Linked DNA regions of Mus musculus: region 2 is linked to region 1. The links are chromatin loops, found by intact Hi-C in ENCODE. Cell type or tissue: left cerebral cortex. All regions are shown on one strand.

Region 1 (8,000 bases):
CTGAGGGTCAGGATGTGGGAGAGCAGCTGCTAAGGAAGTGAGCTGCCTTCGTGTCTGCCTGCACAGGGCCCACAGTGGAACAGAACAAAGCCCTGTTCCTTATGAGGACCTTAACTGAGGGAGCAGAGATGACTTGGATTTGAGGAGCAGAGATATAATTTTGTTATTGCTTTTACGTTTTGATTATTCAGAGGTTTTGTTGGTGATAATGTTTTTTTGTTTTGAGACAGAGACTCATTATGTATCCTAAACAAGCCTTGAACTCCTGCTTCCATGTTGGGATTACAGGTGTCAGTAAAGGTTCACTAAAGGTAGCTGCTCTAGGTGGGAAGAGCAGAAGAGACACCAGGGCAGAAGCAGCCCGTCTGCGAATACGGAATGGTCAGGGAAATGAGCATACAGGCAAAGAGAGGGCATAGATTTTAAGGAAGAGGAATCGATTCAAGAGTATCAGCTGGAGGAAGACAGATGTTTCCAGTCTAGCAGAGCTGCAGTGAAGTCACCTTGGGTTTAAATACAAAGTTAAACACCAGAGGGCAGTGAGAGCAGAATGTGGACCACATGGTCAGCCCATCCCTCCCTCCCTCCCTCCCATGCAACCTAACCAGTAAGTAAAGACAAGGAAAGTTGATAAGCTGCCAATAGCATTAGATGCTCTTCAGTGGAGATCAAGGAACATCCCGGGGAAGGTGACACAATTAAGCTATCATGACATGTAACAGAATACTTTGCTCCGTGTGCTCCTGTCTGACAGATGTGCCCCAGCAACACCCACAGATAACACCTGTTCTGAAGGTTGGATACTGTTAAGCAGCACCCAATGCTACTCCGTCATAGCATGTCCTGACAAAACATAGGGATCATGTTTGTGCATGTGACTGTGGCTCTCATTTGAGGTCAAACATCCTTCCCTCGGCCACCACTCATCTGTGGTCCATCCACAGTGGTTTCTATAACCCAAAGCTCCAATATTTTCCAGACAACGGTTAGTGCTTGCTTTGTTTCATTGAGTCAGATTTCTTGTTCTCACTGGTCTTGAAGGAATCCTCCTGCCTCAGCCTTCCAAATGCTTGAATCACAGGCACACACAACAGTGAGTGCTTATTTTAAATAATCATGGGGTTAGAAGGATGGCTCAGTGGGTAAGGACTCTTGTCACTAAGCCTAACAACTATAATTCCATCCCTGAATTGTGTCCCATGTGGTGGACACAATTGACACCATGTAAGTTGTTCTCTGATCTCCAGGAGTGCATTATGATATGTGTATGCACACACATGAACACATGCACAGGCAGTCACACTAAACAAATGCATGTAAGAGATTATATGTGTAGCTAGTGACAGATTAGACAACAAATTCCAAAACCAACTTAGATTAGAATTTTATAACTGTCTCTATAATCAATGTAAGTTTTAGTCAACAATCCCATTTCATTCCAATTTAGTTTTCATTCCTTACAATTTGCTCCACAATACTCTTTTTTCTCTCTCTGGGTGCTTATAAGTAAGTCCATAAAGGAAAATAGCATGTTATCAGCCTGCCTCTTCTCTTATGATAGTTGGATTAAGTAGAAATAAAACCACAGTATATATTCAATCACTTTATAGATCGTATGATCGGCTTCTGATGTCTATATTTTCCAGAGGTTTGAAAGAAATTGTAATGTAGGCTATCCTGATCTGAGCTGATTAATGTGAGGAAAATATTGTACCTTAACTACTGTGCAGAATCCCTTTAAATTACTAGCAATCGGCAATCCGTCATCAGCAAATATGCTGATGTCAAATGTCCTTATAATAAGCTATCACATTTTCAAACATTTTCCTCCATTACCTAGCCAAGAGATTTGCACAATGCACACAACCTGCAGAGAGGAGAGTAAATGAAATATTGGATCTTGGTTTAAGTGAACAAAACCCTATCCTGAACAGTAGGGGGAGAAGGAATATATAAATGGAGAAAAAAATTACCTATTCATCTTCATCAATAGTTGACACCATCATCATTTGGGCCTCTAAAAAAAAAGATGTTTTAATTTGCTGGGAAGAATACATCTCTTCAGGGAGGAGATTTGGGGATTGGACCATGAATAAGAATGAAGTAAGCAGACTTTCTTCCTATGTAAAACCTAGCTCTGGTCTTTCAGCCCAAATGAGATTCTAAGTTGGGGAAGGGGGAGGGGGTTTGGATTATTTATTCCAGTCCATGTAAGCATCCTTCATGCCCACCAACCGTATCTTCACTTCCTCTCACTCAAATTAACATTAAGACAAAAGAAAAAAATTAAATATTCCCATTTGCTTTGGCCAGCTTGTACCAACAGCCCTAGGTTCAAAGAACAACCACTGTTCAGGAGGCTGCTCAGAGCCCTGCCTACAGTGATCTTCTTGCAGGAAATCCAGGCCCTGATTGACAGATTCCTCTCATCATTGCCCTACTCCTTCAGCTAATGCAAAACACTCTCTTGGCATCCCCAGCCAGCGATAAATCATTCAGATTCACGCCAAAGCTCAAAACTCAGCATTTATTAATTTTAACTTACTTCTGATACCTATTATCAGTTACGGACAATGACAATATTTCTCTAAGCCCATTAATTTCTTCTTTGTGCCCCAGAAAGCGTAGAGAAGGCAACAGTGTGCCTGACCTTTTGTGGTTTCCTAATCATGACTGCTTCCCATGGGGGTGAAGAGAATTAAGGGAGCCCCGGAACATTATGCAAGTCAGGTAGACAGAATGAGAGCCTGGGTAAGGCACAGACACAGAATAAGAGGCCTTCAATATGCAACATTGATGTGATGTATAAATCAATAGAGAATGATTAAAACACTGCTCTGTGAAAGGGCTGCATAGTTAATATACATTCCATTATGAAAAGAAGAATGTGACCATCACACCAAACACTTGGGCATGCGGGGCAATGGAAGGGACGCGCGTACCAAACTGTTTAAATATATAGAATTTTAAGAAATGGAGCTAATCAACACCATCACGTCTTTCGTTTCGCCTGGTGAAGTCTCTTCAAATACTCATTTGTTATTCAAATGTCCACACTACACACGCCCAAGCTCCTGTGCACACCCAAAGCACCTGACTTCTAACAGCCCACCGTTTATCAGAGAGCCCCACTTCAAAGCCCAGCATCAATAAAAGCCATAGGATTCCTTCTGACTACAGTGCAAAATCCATATCTAAATACCCCTAATTGTACAATCATTGTGCTCACTGGAATAAAACATATACTTACCCTATCCTTCCTTTTAAATGGATCAAATTAAATGCCATTCCACCTCTCTCCCTCTCCCTCACCCCCACAAAAAATGGCTAAATATTATGATTTTTTTTTTATTCAGTTAACTTCCCTTGAAACTAGGGTATCGTGCTTACAAAACAGTAAAATTCTTCCAAACAAGTGATGTTCTCCTCTAAGGCACAAGGGGGATCAAGAATCAGCTTTTGCTTTCCATTGAATCCAAATAGAAGGGACTGTTGTTTAGGTGTTATTTCTTCAGAACGTTTTATTTACCACTTACTGGACTGTACTGGAGAGGGAAAAAAAAAAAGACATCATAGGTTTCACTAGGGAGAATTTCGCATGTTCTTCCAAAGGAAAAATAATGCTGCATTATCTTGTCTCCTTCATTTTACATGGGAGGGAACAGGAAAATGCATCTCAATGAGATTCCTGATGGGAACAGCCTTTGTTTGTGCCTCGTGTCACACACATCTACTAATGACTTCATTAAGCTACCTTCTAACGACCACTGTACTAAAGGAATCAGTCCCTTACAGTCAAGATTTTTCCATCATTCAAAAAAACCATTTTGCATTCATAACATTGAACCTTGTCATCAGAAATGCACTGAAAACCCACCAGGAAAACAATAGCAAGAAAAGCTAAAAGAGTCAAGATTTTATACTTAAACTTTCATGGAAGGGGCACAAAGCCAGCATTGCTGAGCAGTTGTTCACTGTAAGCAAATTCATGTGTTCCTGCAGAAAACTGATGTCCCTCAGAAGCCACCCACAGAACTGTCTCAACTTGGATGTACTTTAAACATCTTTCCTCTTCAACTCAAAGGCAGCTCGAGAATTCATGGAAATTTCTACTCTGTTAAAAATTCCAGCACACACTAAGAAAGGAACTTTAATTTTAGTTCCTCCTATATCTGAGACTCAGAAAGTCTCCACCTCTCCAAGGGCTAAATAAAACAGACAGAGAGACCTGGTGTTAGTAATTCTGCCACACAAAGAAAATAATTGTAGGCACCAAGACGTTATACTTTGTAGCATGATATCATTTAATCCCTCAGTAAAACAACCAAACTAAACAGATGGCATCAGAGCCTGCTTTGGAGGTGAAAACAACTCAGTCATTTACTTGAAGAAAACCAGCAATGGTTTTCATCCTGATCCCAACTAGGCCCCACAGGCAAACACCAAAGCTACAGGCAATATTTGGTCATGCAGACTCCCACAGATAACAATAAAAAGAGCACTCACATGAGAAATAAAATCTTAACACAAGTTGGTGACATCTCAGGCCACACCAGAAAGCCACCAGTTGGGATAATTTATTGCAGGCTCAAGACATCAAAGCTCATTCAGGGGTTGGGGCTGGTAGTTTAGTAAACAAAGGAATACATAGAAGAAAAAAAATATGCCATGTTTGGTTGATATTCCCCGGGAGGCCTGCTGTATTCTGAAAGGAGAGGAGGAGGAGTGGATTTCAGAGAGAGGGGTAGTGTGTGGGGGCAAGGTGGGGGTGGATTGGAAGGAGAGAAAGGAGGGGAAACAACAGTTGGGATATAATGTATGAGAGAAGAGGAAAGACAGACAGAGAATGTAAAGGAAAGGAAAGGAAGGAGAGGAGAGGGGAGGGGAGGGGAGGGAAGGGAACGGAAAAGCAGGACTCTCTTCTAGAAGACAAACCTATTTCCAGCACAACTAACCACCTCTTGGCAGAGATGGTCTCTAGGCAGTTGTTTGGGATGCGTATTTCACTGTATTATGTAGAAATCAGTTGGCTCGCACCAATCAGCACGATATTTCCTCCGATAAAAATGTCTAGCATGCACTGTACCTGGAAATGGCATTATTGTGTACTGCCCTTCTCTCTCCCACTGACTGGACAGTGTCTAGTGACTGACCACAAACAAATTCCAGGGCGAGGAGACAGCTCACCCACCGGAGTGCAACAAAAAAGCTTTCCATGAGTTTTCCACAGTGTGGAAAGGATTTGGTGAGTCAGCGTTAGTATGGAAAGGAAATTGAAACAGAATAAAATGGAGAGTATCAGCATGCAACTAGTAGTTAAATACTGCTATATGAAATTGCTTCATAGCAAGTATAAAATGCAATTGAGCATACACACACACACACACACACACACACACACTTTGTTTCTTTACTAAAGGCTAAAAGCCACTTGACACCCCCCCCCCCCCCGTTGCCTTGTAGCATCCCAGCTCTATCCTGACCTTTCTGACCCTTTGACGGGCACACCAAATGGTAGGAATGTCAACATCTCTCACAGACACATTAGGGCAGCCTATGACCTTACTAGCCCCCAGGAAGCTGGCTAGGATTCAAGTACCAGTCATGATACCCTTCTGTCGAGTAGGTCTTAAGTCCAATTAGTCATCTGTTGGCAACTGCCAAGATGTGAGTGTCACTGTTCCACCTTTAGAGAGAGAGAGAGATCTTGCTGTGCTGGTCATTATAGTTCATAAGCATCACGGTTAGATAAGACTATTGATGCTTCCTGACCTGGGCAACTTACACAGTGCTTTCTGTTACTGTCAAAGTTAGACTTCAGGAGGGAGACCAGACTTTCACATGAGATGCAGTTAGAATTGTCTGAGTCCTGTGTCTAGAGTGCGAGGTACCAATGGAGACTTACCTTCACCCTGTGAGGACAACCAAGAGCAACAACAACAGTCTACTGTTTTGGGAGCCACTTGGACTACCTTGACCAACAACTCAGAGGATCCTCACACCTGGTGCCAAGGTTTTGTTAGTTTATGGCTCTTGTAGAGAGCACTGTCAGCCCAAGAGGCATAAAAGCTACACACAGACACACACACACACACACACACACACACACACATACACACAAATGAGAGAGAGAGAGAGAGAGACAGAGACAGAGACAGAGACAGAGAGAGACAGACAGAGGGAGGGGGAGAGAGAGAGAGAGAAGAGAGAAAGAGAGGGAGAGAGAGAGAGCACGAGCAAGCGAGCATGGATAATTTGTATAATTTTAGGTAAACATAAGACAATATGACCCCTCCAGGCTTTATCAGACATCATTGGTGTACTTTGTCCCTAGTCCCTCCCTCTGCTTCTGTACTGAACTCCTTCCTTCCTCCCTAATTAAAGTCCCCTCACCATTTGTTCCCATTTCCCCTTCATATGACCTGTATCCTGCTGTTCTCTACTCTAGCTGCCCCCCCTAAGAAAATTCTAAATTAAATAAGTCTTTTGAAAAAAAATTGGCACGAGAGCATAGACATCCCAAGCTTTGAATATCTATGTTTCTCAGCATTTATTCTTGTTGATGCTAGGACCATAAACTCCAAAGACAGTTAAAACAGAAGAGCAACCGAGCATCCTAATTCTGAGGAGGAAGGAAGGTTTTGCTTAACAATAAGCCATGAACACATCAAATATGTATAACCATTTAAAAATCAAATTAAGACTGTAAGGAGAATGATAAAATATGCATATGCTCTTGACGTTTAAAACGAAATCTCACACGTGTCCATAAGTAATTTCTCCTAAAACGCAAATTTGCAAATTATACTCGTGACTGAAAAATAAACGCCACACCCTTTTTAAAGTTTCCTGTGAGCAAACAAAGGATTTATACAGGCATTATAATTAAAAATTAGATCCTGTTGTCCTTCGAGCCAAACTGGCAAAAAAATTAGAACTATAAAAACAAAGAAACCATATAATCAGAAAACTATTATAAAAAGAAATTGGCATTTCTCTAAAACACAATATTCCAGTAAGAAAAGGCTACTGTTAGGTGGACAACTCAGGGCCCAAATTTTATAATATCCACGAACAGAAAGGAAAGAGACCTCTGAAGAGACGGTGGGATCTAACACTCACTCACAACTACTAGCAAGTACCTACTCAAAAGAGCTTGAAAAGGCGTGTTAGCTACACGTCCTGCCTCCGTTACCATTTGCACACTGTGTGTGTGTGTGTGTGGGGGGGTGTCTACATTTCATAACGCACAAACACACTCTCCCCCTACCTAGGTAAGGCAAGGGATACCCAGAGAAGTTCCAGAGCACCCACTTGAAACTGCGGTTCTCCTGGACCACCCCACAAAACCCTGCTTCTGCACACCACACCTTGTTGGTATATTTTAGAATCAAAACTTGTACCCAAAGTATCAAGAATCCAACATTGCTACAAACTCACAAAAGGGACAAGAATGAAGAGGGTGGGGTGGGAGGGTGGAGTGTCCCCTCTACCAGTTAGAAAGTTACTCTTAACCTGTTATTTACCAAGCCCCAGCCCCCAGGGGGGAGGGGTGGGCTCTGCATCTGCTAGCTCTGTATCTACTAGGAAACAAAATAACTGCCAGAAGTGCCAATTTGTATAAGTTATATCTTTGAGTGAAACTTCCCAAATCTCTGTTTCCTTTCCTCCCACCATGCCCAGAAATAACCAAGCCATGCACTGGCAACAGGGTTAGGGTGTAGGAATGTGACTGCTCTGGGGTGTATTTGCATACTTTAAGTTTCACCACTACCAAATGTTCTTTCTAAAACATTTCCATTAAAAGGAAATAGGGGAGGAGTTCGTCTAAGAAGTCAGCTCCATAAAGCACAGTAAATTGTATTATTTTCTCTTAAAGGCCCTGACTGAAGTATGCAATGATTAAAAAGTAGCAAGGGTTTGCTGGAGGAGGGAGTTGGGGGGGGCGGGGGGGGGGGAGGAGATGAGTTCAGTGAATAAGAGCATTTATTCTGCTTTGT
Region 2 (8,000 bases), 110 kb after region 1:
CTCCCTAGCCTTGTATCGACACAGGAAGAACCAGCCAGCTAGCGTCTCTCAGTTCCTGATTAACCCCGAGTCACACTGACTTTCTGACACTTTGACCTGGGATTCTGCTTTCGAGAGCTTTCTCCAGGCATCTATCTGAGAGCTGACATGACATCCTTTGTACCAAGCAGCTTCACAGCACTTGCTGGGAGTCAGGAAAGCTGTGTGCATTGTGTGGGTTCAAATTCCTGCTTCTTACACAGACACTTTCCCATCAGACCGGAGCTGTGCCCTACACCAGCATGAGCTCATCTTAATTAAATTACATTAGCAACAACTCTCTCCTCTCCAGCATGTAAGGTTACATGCTGAGACACCAAAGGGCTAGGACTTCAAACTGTAAATTTTAAGCAATTAGAACCCATGACGCCCGCAATCTCTCCTGGATATTTATCCAAGAAAATAATGCAAAGAAGAAAATTTTACAAATGAAAATGTTTTTAGTAAGCCATCACTGATACTGACCACCCAGAATCGAATAGCCAATAAAGACTTGTGAGCACCCCTCTAGGCAACAAAGTACAGCCTGTGAGAGCTGAGGAGTCTTGCTTCCTGCATGTTATTCCATCCTGGATCTACTTTTGTTAGCCAAACATCCCTTGACAAACTACTTACATGCTCCTAGTTGAGTTTCCTCATCTGTAGACTGGGGAAGTGAAAAAATCATTCAGGGTAGGCATGAAAAACACCAAGAAAAATGTCCTTACAGGGTTTTATCAAAGATTAACTAGAGTCTCACTGTGAGGTATAGGAAGGGCCCATGCATTAAGTTAACACGGCATATGGATCTTGCTATTGTCCAGTTACATATGGAACAAACTTCTGTTCTTAGGTCCATAATGCATGATAGTCACTAATGGCTTTGCATCCAAATCTATTTGTAGGCATGTTACTAGCGAGGGCACCATCAACACAAGCCCTACCGCATCACCAAGCACAAAAAAGGCACTAAATAAATGGCTTCTTTTCGCCCACAGCTCACTGCCATCATGAACCCACTGGCCCTTCTCTCTTTTATACAGGCGTCTTATACTCTTGGGAAGTCAATGAAGAAGATATTCAAGATGAGAGATCAAAACATACCGACACTGTATGAAAGCTCTAAATTCCAGAATGCTTCTCACTGAAGGCCCTGGCAGCAAGGCTTCACATACTACTCCTGACCTCAGAAACACCATCAAAACTTCACCTTTAAGTTCTGATATTCTCCACTGCAATAAACTCTGGTTTATGAGAAAACTGGTATTAGAATCGTCTTCGCTCAGCTCCAGGCAGTCCGTGTTTAATTACACACATCGTGACGACAAAAACCAATGAGACTTTCCAGGTAGAATCTTAAAGAACCTTTGGAGAAAAATCACATAATTAACAAACGAAATTTAAATTTCCGTGTGTGCTCTAAAGAGCTTGTAAATTTGTTTTATCGCTTTTTTGAATTCCTCTGACAGCTGTCTCATTCTGCTTATTACAACAGAGCTTGAAAGCCAAAGCAGAGACAAACTTCAGTCAAGATGCCATTCCCCATTGTAAGATGCCCATCACGGGTCTCCTCCTCGTTTGCTACTGGACAGAACGTGTGATCAAGCTTAAAATGCTCTTTGCAACCCTTTACAGATGATTATGGATAGGGTCTGGCCTCCCTGCATCCTGATGGCTGGTTTGTTCACATTCTTGAGCAGCCATTCCCAACCCTGTTAAGATCAGCATGTTGCCAAGGAGGGCAAAGTAACACAGAAATCACATTTACTTAGTCTGGAGTTAGGTCCTATTTTTGGTTATGTCAGTAGTAATGTTTCCTTTTCCCTGAAATTCTCAAATGACTTTAATATATAACCAAGGCTGAAAGCTACTACTCTGATGTACCCCTTGCTCACTGCTAAAGATTAAGCCTAATGTGTTTTTTTTAATATTTATTTATTATATGTAAGTACACTGTAGCTGTCTTCAGACACTCCAGAAGAGGGTGTCAGATCTTGTTATGGATGGATGTGAGCCACCATGTGGTTGCTGGGATTTGAACTCCTGACCTTCGGAAGAGCAGTCGGGTGCTCTTACCCATTGAGCCATCTCACCTGCCCTCTAATGTGTTTTTAAATGTGTGTTGAAGCCTCTACCCCATCCTAAAGCCCTCTCTACTCTTTGCTTCTTACAAGAGAATAACTAAGTTCAATATTTCAAAGTTTCGAGATAAAGATGTATTTCTATTCAAACATGAACACTATCTACTCCTAGGCAGTCTTCGTAGATTATTAAAACTGTTAAACTTTTCCTAAGTTGTTTTAATATTAGCCTAGATATCCCAGTCATTTTTAGAACAGTTCTCAACAGCCGGAGGCAATGAACAAATTCATGGTCTGACACCAACTCAATATGTTCCAGAAAACACTGAGTTATACCAAAGACCCAAATGGGAGGCAGCAGATGGATGACGCTCCGTAGGCTGAAGAACATGGTGAAGCTTTAATGAAGGTTCTTCCACAAAGACGTGGATGGACTCAGGTAGACACAGTCCATAACTAACTATGAGATAGATGTTCTCAGTAATTTGCTGAGGTGAACATAGTCAGACAGCTGGGAACAGAGAAGGTAGGTCAGGGCTCCATTTGATGCTTGCCCAAGTAAGATGAAGAGTAGGGCCAGCTATACCAGGATGGGAAGGGAAACAAGCTCACTCCACCCCTTCTCGGGTTTCCAGTGAAGACATCAGTGTTGAAGCTATAATTGAGAACAGCTCTTCCTTGCTCACAGTGACATATACCGTGTACGTTTCCTTTTATGTCAGTGGGTCTCAGCCTTCCTAATGCTCCAACCTTTTGATTACGTTCCTCATGTTGTGATGACCCCCTAATCATAACATGATTTTTGGTGTTACTTCATAACTGTAATTTTGCTACTGTTAAGAGCTATAATGTAAATAGCTGTGTTTTCTGGTGGTCTTAGGTGACCCCTGTGAATGGGTAGTTTGATGCCCCCGAGGTATCATGACCCACAAGTTGAGAATCTCTGTCTCATATAAAAGGAACACAGTGAACACAGCTAAGTTCTCTCTTGTTACCCCTTCTTGGTATTGAGAATTAGCCACTTGGACACAAAAACGCTACCAGGCCTCTTAAATTCCTAAAGGGTTGAGGCTGCACCTGGCCAACCTGCCAAAACTACCATGTAGGTATTCTCTCCAAAACGGTAGCACCGATCACGTATCTAATACATCTGTATTTTGATCATGACCCTTGGATGCAAGGCTTTCCATGTAACTGTGGAAGATGCGATAGGGACTTTCACTAAGGACATTCTTCATTATCCTCTAGTGGGTTGTTTAAGTTAGTACACAAAGTAATGAATCTTCATAATGTGTCATTAGACTGCGTTTTCATTGCTCCTGTACCACCTCCACCCATCCTGCCCTGTGCCCCTCACACAGGGCTGCTTTCCTTCCTTCCTAGCCTCCCCCTCTCTGCCTTCTCATCGCATGTGTTCCACTTTCCAACCTTTTTCAATCTCATGATCTATAAATGCACATATATTAATACCCAAGCATAGACAATTTTAGATTCAGATTCTATGTATAAGAGAAAACATGATGCCATTGTCTTTCTAGACCAGGGCTTATTTTGTTTAACAGGATGGTTTCAGGTTTGATCTACTTTCCTGCAGAAGTCATGATTTCATTCTTTTTAAATGTCTCTATAAAATTCAATTCTATATCGACAAAAATTTAAATATCGATATAGAATTTTATTATGGCTGTGTACCGTATTTTCTTCATCAAGACTCATTCACCTCCTGATGCCATCTATGCTGCTCCCATTCCCTGACTGCTGAGAATAAAGCAACAGCAACTATGGCTGTGCAGGGATCTCTGTGGAACGTTGACTTTGGATGCTCTGGGTACATATCCAACAGGACTAGAGCTGGGCCATCTGGTAGTTCTATTTTTACATTTTTGAGGAACCTCCACTCTGACTTTCCAAGTTTACATTCCCACCAGCAGTGAGTATCTTCCTTCTCTATATCCTTGCCTGAATTTGTTGTCATTTCCACTCTTGATGACAGTCATTCTGACTCGGGTGAGATGGGATCTCAAAGCAATTGGGACATTTCTGTGCTAATACTCAGGTGGTCTGTGTGGAAAAATTTCTCAGTCTTCAATAACAAGAGAAGCTTCTCCCAAGCAATAGCTTCTCTCTGGCTTCAAAACACTGAATCACACAAAAACCCAGTTTCTCCCCTTTGGCGCCTATGACTATTCATCTTGTCAAGTTGACAGTATTGAGAAGCAGCTGGGAGACTGGTACAGCACACCTCTAGCTGTGTCTGTGAGGATATCTTCCAGAGGGGATTAACCAAGAAAGAAAATCATACCCTATGTGGAGGCAGTGCTATTTTGTACATTGCAGGCTGAGGTGCAATAAGGGATGGCGGAGGGAGCTACCAGCTCAAGCATCCTGTCTCTGCCTCCTGCCTGCCAACAGGTGAACCACTCTGCTCCACTACCTGTTCCATGCCGTGATGGTCTGCCAAGACATGACCCCAAAAGTAACAGACCCAATGGACCATGGACTCAAATCTACAACTGTAAAGCCAAAAATAAAACTTCCTCTTACATTAGATACTATGTCCCAGCAACAGAAACTTCCCTAGGCTCTTCCAAGGCTCTGAAATGCAGAACCATGTGTGGTCCTCTTCAAGCAAGTATATAGAACTGTTCAATACTCTTAAGACTAATCTCGGCAGCGTTTTCTTTTCTACTCTACTTAAAAGTGTTCCCTTTGCTCTAGTCCCTTGCTCTGTCGGCTTTATCATCTACCTATGCGTAGAGATCGCTTCTAGGATCTGCAGGAGGAAATTCAATTCTAACATGTCAAGTAAAATTACTGTGCATAATCAACTTGTAATTTTGGCAAAATAGATTGGCAATAATTCCCTCTTTCACCTAGGGTGCACTAAAAAAGACTTCTAATTTCATAGCTTTAAAAGATTGGATACATCAATGGTACTGTATCCAAAGGAACTGAAACATATGTATAAAATCTGTCCCAACACCCTCTCAACACACCAGCACCACAGCAAATAAGCAACACCCCAAGCCATAGAGCTCAACTGGGAAAGGCCAGTGTAAATTTGGGAAGCTTATCGTTGTCCTTTGGTTTGGCTTTATTAAAAGCCCTGACTTTTACTACAGAAAGTGGTTGATTTTTTTAATACCAAAATCATAATGAGAAATGGTAAAGACCAAAGAAAAAATATCAATATAAACCTCACAGATGCCCAACTGTAATGTCAACTATTCATAGGCATTGTCTTAAACATCCTCTTCACAAACATTTTTCTTCTACACTATCTAATATCACTCACATGACCTCCGCCTCAGTGAAGACTTGTCCTTGCTCTCTTGAATATTTAGTCTGATATAATCCCCCTCGACTATTTCTGCTTTTCTTGCTTGTGCTTCTGGTGTCATTTTCTACAGAAAATGTGACTACAGGCGAGAAGCTTTTCTGCATATTTTCTTTTGGAGTTGTATACTTTTGAGTCTTACATTTAAGACTCTGGACAGCTGTCACACACCATATACAAAGTTGACCGACCTTTAAGTAGTTCTGAGCAAGTTGAACATCATTTTCTCCATTCTCAAAAGTCAGTCTTTGCTTGGCTTCTACCAGACCATAAATCTTGAACATTCAATGTGGTCTCCTTTGATACTCACCAAGTATATTCCTAACTCTGTAACTGAAAAAGCTTTGCTCCTCTATGTTCTGACACAGTCCACTCCCGACATTTGTCTCTGTAGTCTCAGTATCAACTTCAGGTGATTATAATGGAAAACCAGAGGTAGTTAAGTGGAAAGAGTCATTATGTCTCAGATTTCTGACATGTCCAGTCCAAGGTCACACTATTGCTTTGGGCTTCTCCTCTGATCGTCATGGTGCAAATACATAGGAAGACAAACTGCTTATCTCATGATCTAGGAAACAGAGAGAAGGGCTGGAATCCCATAGTCCTCCTTGAGCATACACCCCCAAAGAAATACGGACCTTTCTCAAGGCTCCAACTCCTAAAGATACCAAAAACTAAATAATGCCATTCTAGATGCCACACTTTTGACATATGAACATCTGAGAGATGTTTATGCTAATTATAGCTCGAGGAGTCCTCAATGGCGTCCATACTCATTTATGCAATTTCCTTCTTCACAATTTTACTATCTAATTGAAATCTCTATCCCAACACACCTTGTGAGGATTTTATACATTGTGGCATAGCATTTTCAGCATGTATCCAACTCTCCAAAGCATTAGTCCTACTAGAAACAAATTATGTATATGATTTTATACTTACATTATTTCCCACAGACCATCATACATTTGGCAATACTTTCAGGACACATCCTGGTGATGTGTTTGTATATACTTTACAGAACATTATAACAGACCGGACGATCTTAAATTGCTCACTGGGAGGAATTTTACATGTTATCTATACATACAATGACAGCAGAATCCATGATTTTTAAACAAGTTTACTGAGATGTTACTGACAACCTAAATTTATATACATTTAACAGCTGCACCACTTGGAGTTTACACATGCACACTAAAATGGTCACCAAGTTTAGCTAATCAATATATCACTGTCGGCTCCACAGTGTCTCCATTTGTGTGTGAGGAGAGATTGAAGGCGTAAATTAGCAGATTTCAACCACACAGTACAGTACTGTAAATTCTCAGTCGGCTGTCACTGTATCTTCTGAACTTATCCATCATGCATAACTCAAATTTGAGACCCTTTAACCAATATCCCTCTCCCCTACCTCCTGATAATCATCTGGTTTGGATTCCATACATCCATGAGATGACAGTTTTTCCATGTCTCACTTTGCTGAGCAAACTGTGCTCTGGCTCTGCCCATGTTGCCACAAATAGGATTTCCTTTGTTAATCTTGAAGATGTTATCCCATTATCTGAATACACACTTCTCTCTACCCCATCATCTGCTGAACAACATTTAGATTGTTTGCATATCCTATTTCCTATGTATGATGTTATTACATAATCAACACAGGAAGCAGTGATCTCTCCATGAGTCTAATTTTGCCTCCTTTGTATGTGTATATGTGTGTATATATGTGTGTGTCCATGTTTGTAGATGTACACACACACACACACACACACACACCCTCCAGAAGCAGTATTACTGATCATATGGTAGGTGTCCTTTTAACATTTTTAGCAATGGTGCTCTTTTCTATACTGGTTTCGCTAAGCTCTAGTCCCACTAATAATGTATGAGGCCTCCCTATCTCCACATCTTTGCCAACACCTCTACCTGTTATATTTCCTTGTTTCATAAATTTGATTTGATTTTGCCTGTTGACTGGAGATACTGGGCATCTCATTTACTTCTTTTGGGGGTTCTGTTCAGATCCTTTGCTCTTTGTAAAATGGGACCATTTATATTTCTAGTACTGAGTTGTATTGATCCTGGCTGCTAATCTCAATCAGATAATTCACCAATATCCTCACTGTCTATACTGTCTTCTACCAGGGTTATAGTACTGCCATGGTGTAACAGGCTAGTACTTAAGAGTGTCCCTATGACAATATAGTCTATTAACAAATGTAACGTTAGTTGGAAACATATTTTTGTTGACTGAACCGAAAAAACATAGCTACTTTAAAGGGCAGAGTGGAAACTAAAGAGCCACAAACTTTCAGGTCACTCTACAGTTGGGGTTCTTTCAACTTGTCTCAATAAATACTTCAGGATGTAATTTTGTAGTGGAGGTAAGACCTACCCATATACTCATGAATAGAAGCCACAGTAAGACCAAATGTCACAGTGTGCTCTGGGAGACCAGAATTAGCTGAGAAAACACAAAGACTTGTGGTATAATCTCTAGAAGGTCATGCTGTAGATGCCATGCTTGTACAATAAGCCCCCAATGACACTGTCTTCCTAGT

The links. A loop is a pair of places that touch in the nucleus more often than their neighbours do. Peaks named below come from ENCODE experiments on the same cell type or tissue, not always from the same donor. Only the 100,000 strongest peaks of a DNase experiment are listed, where the experiment ranks them.
Region 2: it touches region 1 in a loop (2.6-fold over the local background); 2 of 42 quality-filtered maps call a loop at or near these places.

Annotation. Positions count from the first base shown.
Region 1 is chr13:103,196,004-103,204,003 of GRCm38, forward strand. All of the region lies in intron 1 of Mast4 (microtubule associated serine/threonine kinase family member 4), which reads right to left. Among named protein-coding and RNA genes, the nearest start is that of Gm30050, 100 kb to the left of the region's middle. In left cerebral cortex, no CTCF peak of the experiment used is centred here; DNase peaks (open chromatin) are centred at 4,068, 5,123 and 7,677; H3K27ac peaks cover 1,457 bases.
Region 2 is chr13:103,304,547-103,312,546 of GRCm38, forward strand. All of the region lies in intron 1 of Mast4 (microtubule associated serine/threonine kinase family member 4), which reads right to left. Among named protein-coding and RNA genes, the nearest start is that of Mast4, 26 kb to the right of the region's middle. In left cerebral cortex, no CTCF peak of the experiment used is centred here; DNase peaks (open chromatin) are centred at 3,953 and 4,290; H3K27ac peaks cover 323 bases.